2 separate regions of the Homo sapiens genome follow, and region 1 is linked to region 2. A link is an interaction called in ENCODE POLR2A ChIA-PET data of the cell type or tissue named here. Cell type or tissue: GM12878. All regions are shown on one strand. Links, peaks and the distances in the headings refer to the core of each region. The heading gives the core; the rest is flanking DNA.

The links. Peaks named below come from ENCODE experiments on the same cell type or tissue, not always from the same donor. Only the 100,000 strongest peaks of a DNase experiment are listed, where the experiment ranks them.
Region 1: POLR2A ChIA-PET joins it to region 2 with 5 read pairs; 2 of 35 experiments call an interaction of 5 or more read pairs at or near these places.

The regions. Positions count from the first base shown.
Region 1 is chr17:42,685,629-42,695,780 of GRCh38, forward strand. CNTNAP1 (contactin associated protein 1) reads left to right here. Exons shown (of 24, transcript NM_003632.3): 6 at 329-513; 7 at 1,275-1,418; 8 at 2,092-2,353; 9 at 2,834-2,983; 10 at 3,248-3,419; 11 at 3,893-3,999; 12 at 4,460-4,579; 13 at 5,111-5,314; 14 at 5,509-5,665; 15 at 5,756-5,883; 16 at 6,178-6,363; 17 at 6,871-7,092; 18 at 7,669-7,908; 19 at 9,893-10,152. Among named protein-coding and RNA genes, the nearest start is that of CNTNAP1, 8.2 kb to the left of the region's middle. RefSeq lists enhancers at 2,104-2,632, 5,273-5,772. In GM12878, for the core only: no CTCF peak of the experiment used is centred there; no DNase peak of the experiment used is centred there.
Region 2 is chr17:42,353,330-42,364,453 of GRCh38, forward strand. All of the region lies in intron 1 of STAT3 (signal transducer and activator of transcription 3), which reads right to left. Among named protein-coding and RNA genes, the nearest start is that of STAT3, 30 kb to the right of the region's middle. In GM12878, for the core only: no CTCF peak of the experiment used is centred there; no DNase peak of the experiment used is centred there; H3K4me3 peaks cover 657 bases; H3K27ac peaks cover 2,589 bases.

The sequences.
Region 1 (10,152 bases), core at 1,046-9,045, 330 kb after region 2:
CACAGAGATGTGACCTCGGATGGGGCACTTCCGAGCCTCAGTTCCCTCCTTGTAAACACACACACACAGACGCACACACATTGTATCTCATTAGCTTTTCATAACACCCGCACATGAAATAGAAGCAGCTCATGTGTTCCCAGTTTTACAGACAGGAAGCCAGGCTAAATGGCTTACCCTGTCACACACTCGCCAATGGCTGTTGATCTATTCGCCCACTCTCCCTGATTGCCCTGGGCTTTGTTACACGCTGCTGCTCTGCCTAGGAGCTTGGACTCCATGGAGTTCTCCTGGCTTGAGGTTTCACTCTGTCCTGCCCCACCCTCAGGCAGCAGCCCTATCCAGCCAAGACCAGGTCACACCACCGTGAGCGCAGGCGGAGTCCTCAATGACCAGCACTGGCACTATGTGCGGGTGGACCGATTTGGCCGCGATGTAAATTTCACCCTGGACGGCTATGTGCAGCGCTTTATTCTCAATGGAGACTTCGAGAGGCTGAACCTGGACACTGAGGTGAGAGACTAGGGAGGTGCTATTTCGTGGTAGGGTAGATGCTGGATGAGTGAGTGCAGGTCGGTCTCTCCCTTTCTCTTTTCCTCTGTCTCTCAGAGGAAAGACCTGGCATTCAGGCTGTGGGTGGTGGCTCATGCCTGTAATCCCAGCACTTTGGGAGGCTGAGGTGGGAGGATTGCTTGAGGCCAGGTGTTCAAGACTCACCTGGGCAACATAGTGACATCCTACCTCTATTTAAAAAAATTTTTTTTTTCAAAGACCTCGCATTCCAATTCCTGAATATCCTAGCAGCCCTTGGCAAACTTGCCACTCACCAGAAAAAGGCCTGTTTTTTTTTTTTTTTTTTTTTTTTGTGGGTGTTGTTGCTGTTAGCATGCAGACTCCCAGGCACTATTTCAGAACTAATGAGATGGGGTTTGGAAATTCAGATTTTGGGGACTAGGCAAGGTAGGAAAATTGTTCCCTTGGATCCTCCCACAACTTTGTGGAGTTGTTAAAGACCCTGACCCCATCTGCAGATAAGAATCCCAGGCAGGCTAATTGACTTGCCCAAGGGCGTGCAGCCGATTTGTGTTGGAGTCAGAGCTTGAACTCAAGCCTTGAAAGGCCTAGCGAGCTTTAGTACCGACACTGGGGAAATGTGTGTTTTAAGTCTTTTACAAAACCCCATCTGGCATTTGGGAAAGCATACGGCGGGGACGCGCGAGAAAGGCAGGCGCCCTCCTGTGCCCAAGAGGCCTCATTCCCCACGCCTCCCGCAGATGTTCATCGGAGGTCTGGTGGGCGCCGCGCGGAAGAACCTGGCCTATCGGCATAACTTCCGCGGCTGCATAGAAAACGTAATCTTCAACCGCGTCAACATCGCAGACCTGGCCGTGCGGCGCCATTCCCGGATCACCTTCGAGGCCAGTGGGCAGGGGGGTCTGGGAGGACAGGATATCAAAGCGTCGTGGAAAGCAAAGAGGTGGAGCGGGAAGAGATATTGAACATCAGATAAAAGCGGAGAATCCCTCTGTCCCCAGCCAGATGCTCAAGTTGGGAGGGGAGCGGGTCTCACCTGAGGTGCATGAGCCACGCAGGCCCCTAGTTAAGAAGCAGTGGTCGGGTCCAATCACCTTCTTAGTTCATAGATGAAGAAAGTAAGGCGCAGACACAGGGAGTGGCTTGTCCAGGGGTCGTGCAGCTGCACGGTGGCTGAGTAGGGACTTGAACCGATGGCTTCTCTGATATGCCCCCCTCAACCCTCTCCGACTCTGGAGCTCTGTTGGGAAGCTGGCAGGAGCCAGGTCTGTGGTCCAAAATTGCCTCTCGATACTGGAAGGAGAGAAGCGGTCGAATCGCAGACGGTGGAGATCAGCGAGAGCAAGCGAGCAGAGTTCCGAGGGCCGACTGGGTTGGGGCCCCCTCCACAGATGGACGAGCTTGGAGGGGAAGAGGTCACGTCATGGTTGGAGATCTCACCCCCGCCAACACCGAAGGAGGGCGGTGACCAGGGTCTTAGACCGGTGTGAAAACTGAATTCCCAGCTGAGGCAGAGGCGGCTCACGGGTGTTGATGCGTCTTCACTTTTGCCCCTAGGGTAAGGTGGCTTTTCGTTGCCTGGACCCGGTACCGCACCCTATCAACTTCGGAGGCCCTCACAACTTCGTTCAAGTGCCCGGTTTCCCACGCCGTGGCCGCCTGGCAGTCTCATTTCGCTTCCGCACCTGGGACCTCACCGGGCTTCTCCTTTTCTCCCGTCTGGGGGACGGGCTGGGCCACGTGGAGCTGACGCTCAGCGAAGGGCAGGTCAACGTGTCCATCGCGCAGAGCGGCCGAAAGAAGCTTCAGTTCGCTGCTGGTGAGGGCGTTTCGGGGGAGGCACAAGAAGAGAAGAGAAGTGTAGAGGATCCCAGGAAAGTTGTAGGCCTGGACTGAGGCCTTTACATTCTGGAGAGGGGAGAGGAGTGAAGGGGGCAGGGCAGGAGGCCCCAGGGTACTGGGAAAAGGTGGGAGTGGCTAGAGGCAGTGAGGAGGCGAATCTGAGGGACTAAGTATTCTTGGAGAAGGGGGAAGCCTGGGAGTCCTGGTATTCTCCAGTTCCAGAAGGCCCCTGGAGATTTGGTTACTCGTTTATAACTGTGCAGACTCTGTGGCAGTTGCTGGGTCATGGATAATGAAGAGACATTCAGAGAGGTCTCCACTGGGTGTGAGAAGTGTAATCACGGGGGCACACAGGCTGCTACTGGGACACAGTGGGGCTGCTGCTTCCCCACTCAGAACATTCTTCTACCCTAGTTGCTGCTTCCCTCCACCCACACCATCATCCATTCTTGTCCAGGGTACCGACTGAATGACGGCTTTTGGCACGAGGTGAATTTTGTGGCACAGGAAAACCATGCAGTTATCAGCATTGATGATGTGGAAGGGGCAGAGGTCAGGGTCTCATACCCGTTGCTGATCCGGACAGGGACCTCATATTTCTTTGGGGGTAAGTGGGGGCCAACCTGACCAGACCTCTGTTTCTGGGTGGGAAGGCTCCATCTAAGTCCACCCAGATGGGGCCACATGGAGAATTTTGGAGGGATCAAGCCCTCTTCCCCTCTGGGGCCTCAGGGAGTGGAAGGTCATTGCCATCTACACTTTGGTTGTAGTCCCCTTTCTTCCTTTATGTCTGGCTCCCCCTCAGCATGTCCCTGGGGGAGGGTCTTTGGGGTCTCCCCTGGGGAGGATCTCACAGGGGTGGTTGCTCCAGGTTGTCCCAAGCCAGCCAGTCGATGGGACTGCCACTCCAACCAGACGGCATTCCATGGCTGCATGGAGCTGCTCAAGGTGGATGGTCAACTGGTCAACCTGACTCTGGTGGAGGGCCGGCGGCTTGGATTCTATGCTGAGGTCCTCTTTGATACATGTGGCATCACTGATAGGTACCCAGAAGCCCCTAACAAGAGATGACCCCTCCAAAGCCCTCTTCCCTGGTCTCCCAGTAGGAATGGCCTCTTTCAATAATCTCCCTTCTCCTTGTCTCTGCTCCTTAGTCCCCTGCTTGGGGATGATTCTTCTTTGATCTCTTACCTCCTATTTCTTCCCTTAAGGTGATACATGCTCAGGATGGAAATGACACATTTGCTTTTGGTCCTAGAGGGGTTTTTTGTGCTAGGGGGATGATAGGGGTAGAATAAGGCATGTTTTGATGTTTTCAGGAAGGGGGAATAGTAGTACTTGAGCCCTGAGGACTGCCTAGTGCCCCTGCATCTGCGCTTATACCCGGCTGGCTAGGCGGGGTGTGTCTCACCGGGTTCTGGGGCTTCAAGGAGCTGGGAGTGAAGCTTGCAGGGATCAGACCCCACTCTCCAGCTCCCAGTAAGGCTCCTTCCCTTGGTCCTGACCCCTTCCCTAGGTGCAGCCCTAACATGTGTGAGCATGATGGACGCTGCTACCAGTCTTGGGATGACTTCATTTGCTACTGCGAACTGACGGGCTACAAGGGAGAGACCTGCCACACACGTAAGCCAGATGTGGTATGGGGGGAGTCAGGGACAAGGGAGGTCAATAGAAGGTTGCTGGGGATCATCAGGCTGCTAGAGATGGCGAGGATGGCCCTTCCAGCCCTCTCGCTTTTTGTTTTTGGTTTTTTTGAGACAGAGTCTTGCTCTGTTGCCCAGGCTAGAGTGCAGTGGTGCCATCTGGGCTCGCTGCAACCTCTGCCTCCTGGGTTCAAGCGATTCTCCTGCCTCAGCCTCCTAAGTAGCTGGGACTACAGGTGCACACCACCACGCCTAGCTAATTTTTATATTTTTATTAGAGATGGGGTTTCACCATGTTGGCCAGGCTGGTCTCGAACTCCTGACCTCGGGTGATGCACCACCCCGGCCTCCCAAAGTGCTGGGATTACAGGCCCGAGCCGCCGCACCTGGCCAGCCCTCTAACTCTCTAACTGCCTTTGTCTCAACCTATTATCTGCCAGCTTTGTATAAGGAATCCTGTGAGGCTTATCGGCTCAGTGGGAAAACTTCTGGAAACTTCACCATTGATCCTGATGGCAGTGGCCCCCTGAAGCCATTTGTAGTGTACTGTGATATCCGAGGTAAGTGTCTCTGTTGGGTGGTGAGGGGGTGAGGGGAGAACCAGGAAGGATAGAGTGGTGGGTGGGGGCCAGTTAGACTAAACAAGTGAGGGTAAAGGAGGACAGAGGGGAAGGGCATACTGAGGAATTTGTAACCTAGCCTTAAAAGTAAATCCCAAGCCAGGCGTGGTGGCTCACACCTGTAATCCCAGCACTTTGGGAAGCTACTCGGGAGGTTGAGGCAGGAGAATCACTTGAACCTGGGAGGTGGAGGTTGCAGTGAGCTGAGATAGCGCCATTGGACTCCAGCCTGGGCAACAGAGCGAGACTTCATCTCAAAAAAAAAAAAAAAAAAAGTATATCCCAGCTTCCTTACCCATTCCAGCTATCTTATTTCCAGCCTACAATGCAGAGTGCCCAGGGCAGAGGTGGAATGGAGCTGCTGGCCACGTTCAGTGGCTCTGAGTTGCAGCAGCGGTGGTGGAGGTGGGCAGGGAGATGGGTAGAGAATGCCCAACTCCAGCCAAAGCTCTGTCCCCTCTTGTCTGCCAGAGAACCGAGCGTGGACAGTTGTGCGGCATGACAGGCTGTGGACAACTCGAGTGACAGGTTCCAGCATGGAGCGGCCATTCCTGGGGGCTATCCAGTACTGGAATGCATCCTGGGAGGAAGTCAGTGCCCTTGCCAATGCTTCCCAGCATTGTGAACAGTGGATCGAGTTCTCCTGCTACAATTCCCGGCTGCTCAACACTGCAGGTTAGGGCTGGGGTCAGGGAGGTGGCGGAACTGGAGGAGACACCAATGGGGGCCTGGGAGAAGGAAGCCAGAGAGCCAGCTGGGGCCTTGGGTTGGAAGATTCAAGGAGGGGTCTGAACTCGCTGGAAGGGCGAGAGGAGCCCAGAGGCTAATGGAGGGACAGGGCCTGGAAGCTGCCTGCACCTCTTCCCCAGGAGGCTACCCCTACAGCTTTTGGATTGGCCGAAATGAGGAGCAGCACTTCTACTGGGGAGGCTCCCAGCCTGGGATCCAGCGCTGTGCCTGTGGTCTGGACCGGAGCTGTGTGGACCCTGCCTTGTACTGCAACTGTGACGCTGACCAGCCCCAGTGGTGAGGGGGCAAAGGGACAGGGTTTTTAGGACTCCGGGAGTGGGAGGAGCTGAGTGGCTGGGGCTGAGCCATGACATCCTGCCCCCACAGGAGAACTGACAAGGGACTGCTGACCTTTGTGGACCATCTGCCTGTCACTCAGGTAGTGATAGGGGATACGAACCGCTCCACTTCTGAGGCCCAGTTCTTCCTGAGGCCTCTGCGCTGCTATGGCGATCGTGAGTGGCAGTCCCCTTTTGTGTGCCCTCCCAGAGCTGACTCTCCAGTTTCCAAAATCTAGGCCGCATGTCACTGGTGGTCTCTAGCTGGGGTGCCCGACCCCCAGCTCCTGCTGTGATGCGATCTCATTACCCCTCTGCACCTGGCTCCTCTTTCATTCCACTCCTTAGTCTCCCCTCCGTCACCTCAAACCCTCCCCCTTTGCCCAACCTTCCCTGCCCCCAACCCCAGGTTCTCTTCCTCCTCCACCCTCCAATCTCCCTGACAAGACCTTCCTCCATCTGCTTTTCTAGGAAATTCCTGGAACACCATTTCCTTCCACACCGGGGCTGCACTACGCTTCCCCCCAATCCGTGCCAACCACAGCCTGGATGTCTCCTTCTACTTCAGGACCTCTGCTCCCTCGGGGGTCTTCCTAGAGAATATGGGGGGCCCTTACTGCCAGTGGCGCCGACCTTATGTGCGGGTGGAACTCAACAGTGAGCAGGCAGACTGTGGGAGGGCCTCGGGGTAGATGAAAGTGCTGTCTGGGGAGACAGGGGTAGGCTGGGGTTGGAGCCAAGGGCAGATGCCCTTTTGACAGGCAGCATGGGAAGGGTTGAGATACCCTATGTTCTAGCCCTCACTCGGTCTTGACGGCTGGCTGGGTGACCCTAGGCATTCACTTGGCCTCTCTTGGCCTTAAGCCCCTTCCTTGTGCCATAAGGAAGCTGGACCTTCGAGTCCCTCTCACCGCTGATTAGCCATGCTTCTAGCCTGGGAAGTGAGGCTGGGAAGCTGGCTTCAGGGATCTGTGATGTGGGGAGAGACAAAGGGTATGAGGTTTTTAAGCAGCTGGTAAGTTTCAATGCAAGCTACAGACAAATTGGAGGGATATTCAAGAAGCTCCAAAGAGGTGAGGGAAAGAGGTTATATTGGGCAAGGATCTATGAAGGGTCTTGTAGGTCTGAGTCCTTTTCTCCCCTACCCTGCATCACACTGTCCAGCATCCCGGGATGTGGTCTTCGCCTTTGATGTGGGGAATGGGGATGAGAACCTCACAGTACACTCAGACGACTTTGAGTTCAATGATGACGAGTGGCACCTGGTCCGGGCTGAAATCAACGTGAAGCAGGCCCGGCTCCGAGTGGATCACCGGCCCTGGGTTCTGCGGCCTATGCCACTGCAGACCTACATCTGGATGGAGTATGACCAGCCCCTCTATGTGGGTAAGCAGCAACCCAGAGGCAAGTCTGAAGCCTCCTTTACCTCCCCATCCTCCAAGGCCACTCGCCTTGTTTCCAGGAGCCTCCTGTCTTAGGTGCCAGTCCCCTCTGCTTCAGAGCAAGCCAGTGTCTCACTTGTCCCTCCAGGCCTTTGTATCCTATTCTATTCTTCCAGCCCTCTTGGCTCCCTTTCCAACTACAATACTTCATCCTGTCTCTGGCTCTGCCTCCATTTCTTTTCTTTTTTTTTTTTTTTTGAGACGGAGTCTCGCTCTGTCACCCAGGCTGGAGTGCAGTGGCACGATCTCGGCCCACTGCAAGCTCCGCCTCCTGGGTTCAAGCAGTTCTCCTGCCTCAGCCTCCCGAGTAGCTGGGACTACAGGCGCCCGCCACCGTGCCCAGCTAATTTTTTTTGTATTTTTTAGTAGAGACGGGGTTTCATCATGTTAGCCAGGATGGTCTCGATCTCCTGAGCTCGTGATTCGCCCGCCTCGGCCTCCCAAAGTGCTGGGATTACAGGCGTGAGCCACCGCGCCTGGCCCTGCCTCCATTTCTTGACCTGTTGCCTACCCTTCCCAGGATCTGCAGAGCTTAAGAGACGCCCCTTTGTGGGTTGCTTGAGGGCCATGCGTCTGAACGGAGTGACTCTGAACCTGGAGGGCCGTGCCAATGCCTCTGAGGGTACCTCACCCAACTGCACAGGCCACTGTGCCCACCCTCGGCTCCCCTGTTTCCATGGAGGCCGCTGCGTGGAGCGCTATAGCTACTACACGTGTGACTGTGACCTCACGGCTTTTGATGGGCCATACTGCAACCACGGTAAGTGCTGCTGGTTATGGGGCAACAGGGAGCCATAGGGTGTAATGGGATGTAGGGAGGGCAGGGAAGGAAATAGCATGTAAAGCCCATATCATGGAAAATTAGAGTTGTCCCTGGATTCCTGAGCTCTGAGTTTGGGGAGTTAGGCAGTTGAAGATCATGGGTGACTCCAAAGGCATGGACAAGGAAGGGATGGTACAGATAGCTGGTGCAAAAATATCTCAAAATCACCAAGTATGCTTTGGGAGCCCAAGGTGGGAGGATTGCTTGAGGCTAGGAGTTCGAGACCAGCCTGGGCAACATGGCAAGACCCTGTCTCTACAAAAAAAATTCTTTTTTTTTTTATGAGATGGAATCTCGCTCTGTCACCCAGGCTAGAGTACAGTGGCACGATCTCGGCTCACTGCAACCTCCGCCTGGTTCAAGCGATTCTTTTGCCTCAGCCTCCCGAGTAGCTAGGACTACAGATGTGCACCACCATGCCTGGCTAATTTTTGTATTTTTAGTGGAGATGGGGTTTCACCACATTGGCCAGGCTGGTCTCGAACTCTTGACCTTGTGATCTGCCTGCCTCAGACTCCCAAAGTGCTGGGATTACAGGCGTGAGCCACCGCGTCTGGCCAAAATAATTTCTTTTTTCTTTTTTTTTTTTGAGACTGAGTTTCACTCTTGTTGCCCAGGCTGGAGTGTAATGACTCGATCTCGGCTCACTGCAACCTCCACCTCCCGGGCTGAAGCGATTCTCCTGCCTCAGCCTTCCAAGTAGCTGGGATTACAAGTGTGTGCCACCACACCCGGCTAATTTTTGTATTTTTAGTAGAGATGGGGTTTCACCACGCTTGCCAGGCTGGTCACGAACTTCTGACCGCAGGTGATCCACCCACCTTGGCCTCCCAAAGTGCTGGGATTACAGACGTGAGCCACAGCGCCTGGCAAAATTTTTTAATTAGCTGGGCATGGTGGTGCACACTTAGGCCTAGCTACTCGGGAGGCTGAGGTGGGAGGATCACTTGCACCTAGGAGGTCAAGGCTGCAGTGAGCTATGATCGTGCCACTGCACTCCAGCCTGGGGGGCACAGCAAGGACTGTGTCTACAAAAAAAAAAAAAGCAAATCGCTTCTCCATCTTCCCACCATCACCATGGTAACACAGGCGAACTCCCTTGTCAATGTATTTGATGATTGCTGCATTCCTAAAACATGTCAATGACCCAGTTCTTGGTTAAGGTGAGCCTTGACATTCCCCATAGCAAGATCCTACACACATGCCAAGACTGCATCCTCCCTAAGGCTGGCCTATAGGGAGGATATATGAGCAGGTGGGTTACTGGTGGGAGGAGTGTGGGGGACTAGGGAGATACAAGACTTAGGGACCAACAGATTTCTGGTGGTGGTTTGGAAGTGTGAGTAGTGGCACATATACTACATGGGGTCAGGATATCCCCATCACCCAGGCTGGAGTGCAGTGGCATGATCTTGGCTCACTGCAACCTCTGCCCCCTGGGCTCAAGCAATTCTCCTGCCTTGGCTTTCCTATAGTAGCTGGGATTACAGGCATGCACTACCACACCTAGCTAAGTTTTGTATTTTTAGTAGAGATGGGGTTTTGCCATGTTGGCCAGGCTGTTCTCGAACTCCTGACCTCAAGATGATCTGCCTGCCTTGGCCTCCCAAAGTGCTGGGATTACAGGTGTGAGCCACTGTGCCTGGCCTTACTGCGTGTCTTTAAGCAAGTCACTACTCATCTCTGAGCCTGTTTCCCCATTTGTAAAATGCAGGGGTTGGATCAGATGATCTCCAGTTTCCCATGGCTGTAAGATTCTGTTCTGTGACAGAGGGGCTCAAGGGGACCTAAAAGTAAATGGAGGGTTGTGAGGGTGGCAGAAACTGAAGTAAGTCTCAGGATGTGTGTATGGATGACATAAAACCTCTGAATTGGGGAGTGAGCAGTGTGGGGGCCCTAACCTCCCTGCTTCTACCTGCAGATATTGGTGGTTTCTTTGAGCCGGGCACCTGGATGCGCTATAACCTACAGTCAGCGCTGCGCTCTGCAGCCAGGGAGTTCTCCCACATGCTGAGCCGGCCAGTGCCAGGCTATGAGCCTGGCTACATCCCGGGCTATGATACTCCGGGCTATGTGCCTGGCTACCATGGCCCCGGGTACCGCCTGCCCGACTACCCCCGGCCTGGTCGGCCTGTGCCCGGTTACCGTGGGCCTGTCTACAACGTTACGGGAGAGGAGGTC
Region 2 (11,124 bases), core at 1,663-9,662:
AGAGTGAGACTGCATATCAAAAAAAAAAAAAAGAAAGAAAGAAAGAAAGAAGAGAAAAGAAAAGAAAAGAAAAAGAAACTAAAAGAAAACTTAACATTACATATGTGACTTGGATCTTATTTTTATTGAACACTGCTACTCTAGACAATGTAGCCAAAAAGCGGTGGTTCTCCTAAAAAAAAATGATTTAAAAAAAGAACCAACTGCTTTTTGTAATAAACTCCAGTGTTTAAAATTAATTTTAAAAACAGACTTTATTTTTTGAGACAGGGTCTCTCTCTGTCACCCAGGCTGGAGTGCAGTGGCAAATATAGATCACTGTAACCTCCAACTCCTGGGCTCAAGCAATCCTCCTAACTCAGGGACCTGAGTAGCTGGGACTAGGGGCACAAGCCACAATGTTCAGCTAATTTTTTGTAGTTTTTGTAGAGACAAGGTCTCATTTTGTTGCCCAGACTGATCTTGAACTCCTGGCCTCAAGCGATCCTCCCACCTCAGCCTCCCAAAGTGCTGGGACTGCAGGCATGAGGCATCATGCCCAGCCAAAAATAGACTATTTAATTATTTGTCTTGGATACAAATGCAGAGGCATCACAGTCTACTCCCTGAAGGTCCAAATTAAATCATGAAACAGCATCCCACTATACCTGCTCCATCATAGATTAACACTGGGGTCATGCATGAATATTTGCATTTTCAAACTAACATATCCTAAAAACGTGTAAGTTATTGAAAATTATCTAATTCATTTCCAGTACATAACTAAGGATTTTTTGGTTGTTGCTGTTCTTATTTTTAGCTGGGGACAGAGGAGGGCTAGTAAGTAGTACAATAATTGTGTTCTTTTTTTTTTTTTTTTTTTTGAGATGAAATACTGTCACCCGGGCTGGTGTGCAGTGGGGCGATCTTGGCTCACTGCAGCCTCCACCTCCCAGGTTCAAGCGATTCTCCTGCCTCAGCCTCCCGAGTAGCTGGGACTACAGGCATGCCCCACCACGCCCGGCTAATTTTTGTATTTTTAGTAGAGACGGGGTTTCACTATGTTGGCCAGGCTGGTCTCAAACTCCTGACCTCGTGATCCGCCCGCCTCGGCCTCCCAAACTGCTGGGAGTACAAGCGCAAGTCATGGCACCCGGCCTGTGTTATTTCTTAAAACAGAAACCAGCTAGTAGTTTTTTCCATAAAATTAAAGCACCAGGCTGGGCACAGTGGCTAACACCTATAATCCCAGCACTTTGGGAGGCTGAGGTGGGCGGATCACAAGGTCAGGAGTTTGAGACCAGCCTAGCCAATATAGTGAAACCCTGTCTCTACTAAAAATTCAAAAATTAGCCAGGCGTGGTGGTGGGCGCCTGTAGTCTCAGCTACTTGGGAGGCTGAGGCAGGAGAATCGCTTGAACCTGGGAGGCAGAGGTTGCAGTGAGCCAAGATCGTGCCATTGCACTCCAGCCTGGGCAACAGAGTGAGACTCTGTCTCAAAAAAAAAAAAAAGAAGGCACCAGGGCACCAACAATGACTGATTTCATGTTTTACTTCTTAGTCTAATCACCATAGGTAATACTTTAATAGTTATTCTACAGGGGAAAATAAAAGTATAACTTAAAGCCAAAGACCAGGTAGTATTTTCAAGGAGAGAATATGCAAATACTTCCATAGTCTTCTCCTTACAGGCTGCTTAGCTACAAACCATATTTAATTAACAGCAGTCACAGGAGATGACTAGCCAAAGTGTCTAGGAAAATCACTGCCAAGCAGCTTTACTGTAACTGTTTTACTGGAAAAGACCTCAAAGAGCCCATGTTATTTCACAATTTCAATTTTGGTTTTTCAAATTACAAGTTAATCTAAAGAACTCCACTAAGTTCTAACTACATTACTTCATATCTACGGAATAATTCTAAGCCTGTGGGTTTTTAAAAAAATTTTATTAGACATTCTAGAATTGGGCAACACTTCATTCAATGCCATAGGATGAATGTTCTCCCCAAGCCTGTGACTTAATAACTACTTCATTGAGCCCCAGAACACACAAAGTTATCTGAGGAACAACTTGAGTGCCAACTACCACTCTGGGTGCATAAGAGAGAAGACAATTCATTACTCCATATAGGCTGCCTTAGGACATTATATGGGGCTCAATTCAAAGCATTTACTCAGGTTAAGTCAGCAGATAGTAGATGCACTGTACAAAGGCAAGGTGGGTGTAATCCTGTTTTCTATAACTGAAGAGAAAAGAAAAAAATGAAACAGCAAGTCATCAAAGACTTTTTGGACTTTTCAAAACAGGAATTTCTCAGTCCCTTGGGGATAACCTACCAACAGCAAGTCATAAAACAAATAACTATTGTCTAATTGGGAACTTATTACCGTAAAGATGACTGAAAAAGTCTGTCCAAAGTTACAGTTCTCATTTATATACTTGAATCTAATGAAACCAAAAGATATATTGAGAAACGCAGTCAAGACCACTTACAAAAGGGATTTACTACACAGCTTCATAAAACTTTTTAAAGTTAAGACTTGTACTTCACATCCATGCACTAGTGGATTTACAACGAGGGTGAGGGAAGGCGGAAAGAGAGACGAAAATCAGGCTCATACAATAATCCAGAACAGAAAGTGATCTAAAGATAACTTCTGTTCCACTTTGCAATGTGTCATGACATTTTCCTTTGGGTACCACCTATACTTTTATTATAAATACATGCATTTTAAATAGAGCATACCTGTGTTTTATCTGCTGCCTACACTAACCTCTTCTTTGCTGTCAGGAAAGGCCCAGTGATCAAGGCAACCAAAGTATAAAGAAACACAGAAGATTTCTTGCACTGAATTCTATAGGAACCAGTCCTTTTAAGAGATATGTTTGAAAGATTATAAAATAATGTTCAATGTGGAAAATTTAGAAAAATATAAAAAAGAAAATAAAAGATAAAAACATCCATATCCCACCATCCCACTATGCAGAACAAAAACTGACATGTTGCCAGGTGTGGTGGTCTGTGACCCCAGCACTTTGGGAGGCTGAGGGGGGAGGATCACTTGAGGCCAGGAAGTCAAGGCTGCAGTGAGCTGTGATTGCACCACTGTACTCCAGCTTGGGTGACACAGCGAGACCCTGTCTCCGAAAAAATAAAAATTGACATGTTGATGTAATTCCTTTAAATCTATTTCAGAATGTGTTTGTGTGTGTGTATATATATATATATATTTTTTTTTTTTTACATTGGAGTCATAGCATTAATACAGCTGCATATTCTTTTAAAGTTTATTGTGTAGTAAACATTTTTCTATGAAAAGAGTATTGTGTTTGTTTGTTTGTTTGTTCAAATAGAGACCAGCTGCCCAAGCTGGTCTCAAACTCCTGGTCTCAAGCGACCCTCCTGTTTTGGCCTCCCAAAGTGCTGGGATTACAGGCGTGAGCCACAGTACCTGGCCTGAAAAGAGATGTTTTGTTATTGTTGTTGTTGTTGTTTGAGACAGAATCTCACTCTGTTGCCCAGGCTAGAGTGCAGTGGCACCATCTCAGCTCACTGCAACCTCCATCTCCTGAGTTCAAGTGATTCTCATGCCTCAGCCTCTGGAGTAGCTGGGATTACAGGCATGCGCCATCATACCCGGCTAATTTTTGTATTTTTAGTAGAGACGGCGCTTCACCATGTTGGCCAGGCTTGTCTTAAACTCCTGACCTGAGGTGATCTGCCTGCCTCAGCCTCCCAGGGTGCTGGGATTACAGGTGTGAGCCACTGCGCCTGGCCTGAAAAGAAATTTTTATTTAAAGCGCATAAAAGAACTATTTTGTTTCTATTGGTGTTTTCAATACAACCCTGCTAATCCCACTGAGGGCCACATAATTTATTAAGATTTGGAAACCCCAATTTATTTGTTCTCACCATACCACGTTCTAAAAATAATCTGAAGTATCTGCAAGTAGATTAGGAAGGAAAAAAATGAGAAAAGTAAGAGAAAGCAATTCACGCTAGAGAAAAACATTCAATCTTCATAAAATTTTCACCACAGGATAAACAGCATAATGGATGACAGAGAGTCCACATTAAAATACTGTAGGCCAGGTGTGGTGGCTCATGCTTGTAATCCTTGGGAGGCTGAGGAGGGTAGGTCACCTGAGGTCAGGAGTTCGAGACCAGCCAGGCTAACATGGCAAAAGCCTGTCTCTACTAAAAATACAAAAATTAGCCAGGCATGGTGAAATACACCTGTAATCCCAGCCACTTGGGAGGCTGAGGCAGGAGAATCACTTGAACCCGCGAGGCAGAGGTTGCAGTGAACCAAGATGGTGCCACTACACTCCAGCCTGGGCGACAAGAGCGAAACTCCATCTCAAAAAATAAATTAAATAAATAAATAAATAAATACTGTAGCTTTAAACTATTAGAGTCATTCATAATTTAACCATTCATAATTACTCTAGACATTAAGAATGGAATTTCAAGTTTAAAACATAACTCAAAATAAGTACACTTATATAGTAAGCACACAATTTCATAGTTTTAAGTCCAAATAGTACCTTTGTAAGATTTAAGACTAGATACTTGCAATAAGAAGTCTATATATAAATCTAGTTTTGATTTCCTAAAGAGACAAAATATTAACACTTGAGTGCCCAATCTGAAACAAATTACTATAATTACTGTAATGTTCAATTACATATAACAGGATTTGCTTTAAAATTAAAAACCAATGACGATCAAGCTTGTAAAAATGAACATCAATCTATAAGAAAACTTGAGTTATAGTTCCCTACTAATATGACAAAATTTGAATATATGAAAGAAGTAAAGGCCAGGCATGGTGGCTCATGCCTATAATTCTAGCACTTTGAGAGGCCAAGGTGGAAGAGGGATTGCTTGAGCTCAGGAGTTCAAGACCAGCCTGGGCAACACCGTGAGACCTTGCCTCTACAAAAAAATTTTTTTAAAATTAGCCTAGCATGGTGGCCCATGCTTGTAGTCCCATGGAGGCTGAGGCAGGAGGATCACTTGAGCAGATTGAGACTGCAGTGAGCTGTGATCATACCACTGCGCTCCAGCCTGGGTGACAGAGCTAGACCCCATCTCTAAAGAAGGAGCAAGAGCTTAACAAACCTAATTCCCTCTAAATTAAAAGTAACAAACATGATTTGTCAATTACTGAGTGCACAGTTGATTGTTAAAGCTGCCTAAGAACAGGTCTGAGCTCTACAAAAACTAAAACTAAAACAAGAAAACCCACAAAACAGACCAAATTTGTGCATCAGATGACCTCCCCACTTGGGAACACTTCCACTTCCCCAACCAGACACATTCCTCTGTATCAGTGTGGTGTGGGGGAAAGGACAGTAGAGACGGGAGCTGGATGGGCCTGGGTGCAAAACCCTGCCTGACATTTATTAGCTATTTGTCTTTGGGAATGGTATTTCACTACCAAATGGGCTTTCTCTTCAGTAAAACAGGGAACTCTCTCTCCTTTGAAGAACTGTTGTAAAGTTAAAATCAATAATGGTTGTACAGCATCCCTCTGTGCTGGTGCTGCTGGTGCCAGATCCTCAGAGCTGCAGTTATTGTTCCTTTCCCCCAGGGTCTCCCTTTCATGGACATTTCTTACTTTTTTTTTTTTTTTTTTTGAGATGTAGTCTCACTCTGTTGCCCAGGCTGGAATGCGGTGGGCACAATCTCAGCTCACTGCAAGCTCTGCCTCCTGGGTTCACACCATTCTCTTGCCTCAGCCTCCCGAGTAGCTGGGACTCCAGGCGCCCGCCACCACACCCGGCTAATTTTTTGTATTTTTAGTAAAGAGGGGGTTTCATCGTGTTAGCCAGGATGATCTCAATCACCTGACCTCGTGATCTGCCCACCTCGGCCTCCCAAAGTGCTGGGATTACAGGCGTAAAGCCACCGCACCCAGCCAGATATTTCTTATCTTAAACCCATTTCCTTAGTGTCCTGGAAAGCAGGTTAATCCATCAGATTCACTAGGGGTTAAGTGTGATAATCACTAATCAGCTTTCCCTGCTAAGTAAAATACATGCATTTCAATGCACACTCTTATCATATCGGGAGGGAAGGAGTCAGTGATGCTGTGATTTGGCATGTTAATTTAAGGAGAGAAGGGAGGTCAGGAGAGCTGGGTGGTGACCTGATCAAATATCTCCATACGTATTTCACCTAGGATGGCTCTAGGTCCTAAAAAGAGTAAAAGGTGAAAACACTAAGTGATATTCAAAACAAAAGAAAAAGATGAAAAATAAGAACCTTGGTTAAAGAGCAGTCGAAATAAGTAATGATTATAGCTATGATTTATATAGCACTTTTTACAAGAAGCCAGGCGCTGTTTTAAACACTTGACATACTTATTTGCTCATTTCATAATTGTAACAACCCTATCAGATAGGTACTATTTTTATCCCACTTTACAGAGGAGAAACTGAGGCACAGAATTTTAAGTGATTTGGCCGGGTGCGGTGGCTCACGCCTGTAATCCCAACACTTTGAGAGGCTGAGGCGGGTGGATCACGAGGACAGGAGATCGAGACCATCCTGGCTAACACGGTGAAACCCCGTCTCTACTAAAAATACAAAAAATTAGCCAGGTGTAGTGGCGGGCACCTGCAGTCCCAGCTACTTGGGAGGCTGAGGCAGGAGAATGGTGTGAACCTGGGAGGCAGAGCTTGCAGTGAGCCGAGATCGCGCCACTGCACTCCAGCCTGGGCGGCAGAGCAAGACTCCGTCTCAAAAAAAAAAAAAAAAAAAAAAGATTTTTAAGTGATTTATCCAAAGTCACAACACAGGTAGTAAAGGCATGGAGCTGGAATCATAACGCACAGTCTGTTTTCGGAATGTCTGTTCTTCACCACTATAGGAGTCTTGTTTTTTCTTTTTTTTAAATTAGAGATGGCGTCTGGCCATCTTGCCCAGGCTGGTCTCGAACTCCTAGGCTCAAGCGATCCTCCAGCCTCAGCCTCCAAAAGTGCTGGGATTACAGATGTGACCCACCGTACCCAGCTACTACAGGAGTATTAGAAAGTGGGAATTTTGGCCAGGCTCAGTGGCTCACGCCTGTAATCCCAGCACTTTGGGAGGCTGAGGCAGGTGGATCACCTGAGGTCGGGAGTTCGAGACCAGCCTGACCAACATGGAAAAACCTCATCTCTACTAAAAATACAGAATTAGCTGGCCATGGTGGCACATGCCTGTAATCCCAGCTACTCAGGAGGCTAAGGCAGGGGAATTGCTTGAACCTGGGAGGCAGAGGTGGCAGTGAGCCAAGATTGTGTCATTGCATTCCAGCCTAGGCAACAAGAGCAAAACTCCATCTCAAAAAAAAAAAAAGAATTTTAGTTGATTTTTAAGTAACCCACAAACCAACCATTGTAACTAGCCAATGTGATCTTATGGTATTTTAATAGACATACTAGTACTTGGATTTTGAAGGATCTAGTAGTCTAGCTGTAACAGACCCACATCTGGATGCTATTCTAATTCTGTGTATCAAAATTGAAATGGAACACTAAAACAACCAAACACATCCAGGGAGGGACAACCAGGGTGTGAGGAGTTGAAGACCTTGAATATTTTGCTCAGCAAGAAGATGCAGGCAACAGGAGTGAGGTTAGGAGAGAAAAACATGAATTACAGAAGAGTGGCCCCTCAAATACCTGGAAATCTGTACGAGAAAGGATAAATCACTCTAGGACTAGAACCTGTCTCCTCACAACATCTTCTCCCAAATTCTTCCCCATGAAGTAATACAGAGGTCTCCACCCTGGCTGACACTAAAAAATATATACAGCAAGAAAGATGCCTGGGAACCAAACCAGTGCCAAATTGGAACCTCTGACAGTGGGACCAGGTTTCAAATTTCGAAAGCTACGGCTGGGCACGGTGGCTCACACCTGTAATCCCAGCACTCTGGGGGGCCTAGGTGGGTGGATCAGCTGACGTCAGGAGTTCAAAACCAGCCTGACCAACACTGTGAAAGCCCACCTCTACTAAAAAATACAAAAACATTAGCAGGCATGGTGGTGGATGCCTGTAATTTCAGCTACTTGGGAGGCTGAGGCAGGAGAATCTCTTGAACCCGGGAGGCGGAGGTTGCAGTGAGCTGAGATCACGCCATTGCACTCCAGCCTGGGCAACAAGAGCAAAACTCTGTCAAAAAAAAAAAAAAATTCCTCAGATGATGCTAAAGTGAGGCCAAAGAATAATAATAAATTTTTTCGTGATCATTAATAAATATAACGAGAACCTCGAAATCAGAGCAGAGATCAGGGCTCAACTCTGAATACGCCTCAGAATCTCCTGAGGAGCTCTACAAAGCCAGGTGCCAGTTCTTAGCCCAGAACTAGCAAATAATAATCTCCAGGGTTCTAATGAAGCAGTACACTGTAGAGACTGTACAAGGAGACCACGGCAGAAGAGGAGGCTGGAGAAGGCTCTCCTGTCAAGATATCTGCACTTTCTTCCAAGGGCAATGGGGTAAGTCTTTGAAAAGCTTTAAACAGACAAGTGATAGTTTGATTTACATTTCAAAAAGATCCCTCAGGCTGCAATAATCCTGGTGGGAGGTCGTGGCTGCCCAATTTAGGTAGCAGCATTGTAAGTGTTTTGAGGCAGACATCCATCTTCTGTGACATTACAGAGCTACATGTGATGGGACTTGGTGACTGACTGAAGGGCAAAGGTGACTCAGAGAAAGGGAGGAGTAAGTGACAACCTCCCAGGTTCCTGTGGCATTTGGTATTCAGATGGCGGTCACATGCTCAGCATGGTAAATGTCATGGCAGGAGTGCCAACATTGAGAGGGCAATTGGGCCACACAGTCTCTAAAAACTGTTTGTTCTATAAATTACTGTCAAGCTCGATTCCCTCAAGACATTACAGCCACAGCAACTCAAAATAATACTGTAGGAAAAGCAAGTAGATATTTAACCAAAAAGGGTTCAGGGTTTGTACTCCAGCTGAATGGTAAAACCTGCCATCCCCTCAGGAAAAGAGGCAGAGGCAAGAGAAAAATCAGGCAGAAACATCAGAGCCAAAATGCATAGGGGGCCATGGCAAGAGCTGTTAACTGTCTCCCAACATCTGTGTGCTTGCCTCCAGGCCATTTTCCACACTGTGGGTAGAGAGACCTTTTCAAGACACAAACTTGATCTTGCCACACCCCTACTTAAAACCCTCCTGATGACTGCTCTGTTCTTAGGCTAAAAAACAAGATTTGTTATCTTAAGGCAGAATAGCATGGATTTGAATCCTGGTTCCACCACTTCGATCACTTAGCGTGTAGCTGGTGCCAGTTATTTATCCTCTTTGTGCCTTAATTTCCTCATCTATAGAAAGGGGAGAGAACAGTGCTTACCTCACAGGGTTGCTGTACAAATTCATCGAGCTAATGAACACGTAGCACTCAGGAGCCCAATAGCGTGCAGCATGTAAGTGTTTGTACTCATTACTAGCATGACCGACATCCTGGCTGGCTCTGCCCCTCTCGTATGGCTGGTACCAGCTGGTGGCTAAGTTCCTGGCACTCACTCTGCTCCTTCTTCAGGTCCTCAAAAACACCAGGCTCCTGCCTGCCACTGGCCCTCACACATGCCTTCCTTCTATCACCATCACCATGACTTGCACCCAAGTACTGTGACTCCATTAACTTGGACTCATAACCACTATGCTGGACTGAAAGCCCCATGAAGACAAGAAGAGTCTTGGCTTTTGCTCACTAGCGTGTCCTACCCTGAACCCTGGCATCCAGCATAGTGTCTGGCTCATAATAGGTGCTGAAAAAATAGGTATTGAATGAATGAACGACTGGAGTGAATTACAACTAAAGTGTGTAGCCAGGTTCTCCCAAGTGAGGACACTGCGCCCAATTAGAAAATATTCTGAGGAATAGGCCAACTCTTCCAGTTTTGCTGTTTGAAAAATTCAAGAATGATCAAGAATCACTGATTCAAGAATAATCCTTCAGTGATTCTTCAATAAGAGTAAAATCACAGCACTCCCCAGCTCAAAAACACACACTAACATCTCATTGTCCAATGCAAAATCTTTACCCTTATCTCAGGCTCTGTAACTACTCAGCCAACTTTAGCCCCTTCCAGTTCCTCTCTCCAGCCTACAGATGACTTTCATTTTTTGAGACAGGGTCTTGCTCTGTTACCCAGGCTGGAGTGCAATAATACGATCACAGCTCACTGCAGCCTCAACCTCCTGGGCTCAAGCAACCCTCCCACCTCAGCCTCCTGAGTAACTGGGATTACAGGCACATGCCACCATGTCTGGATAATTTTCTTTTTTTTTTTTTTTTGGTAGAGACTCAGTCTCACCATGTTGCCCAGGATGGTCTCGAACTCCTGGGCTCAAGTTGTCCTCCTACCTCGGCCTCCCAAAGTGCTGCGATTATAGGCATGAGCCATGGCACCCAGCCTCCAGGTGACTTTCATAAGTGTTGTCTTCCTTCAAGTCAACTTATCTCCTCCTTGCCCCCCACCCACAGACTTTGTTCCTTTTTCATATTTGTTCTTGCCTAAAATGCTTTTTTCTCTGGGTGGCGTTATCCATCCCTTTCTTGTGTCTGTCAGACAGGCTCTCCCTAACCCCACCCCTAGTCCAATGACTGCTTTCACTCTGAATCCCCACGGTACATATATAAGCATCTGAGGCTCTTTCCTATTGGCTTTGATTCTACCTCCTTCACTTGAGGAGCAGCTCTCTGCTGGCAACCACGTACCATCCTGATTTAGAACTTCCCACAGGCTAACTTAAGACACCAAATAAACACTTGCACACACACATAACCACCACCTCCCATTACAGAAGTACACCTCCCCTACTGAACAGATGATGGCCACGATACTGAAAAGCATGGCATCAACATGACAACTGCATCCTGAAAGATCAGCCTATATATAGGTTTGGTTATCTTGAATTTCGAGTTTGGAGAGAAGCAAAGTATTTTTCTAATAAACTGTGAATGCTGAGGAATTCACCTTCATAGGAGTCAGAAACAGGCTGCCAAACTTTTCAAAAGAAAAACAGTGGTAGGTTGAGCAAGCACATTGTCATGTCAGATTTTCCAGGCTCGAGGGCCACTGAAGGGAGAAGAGCGAGTAGCTGGAAAAAACCTGTG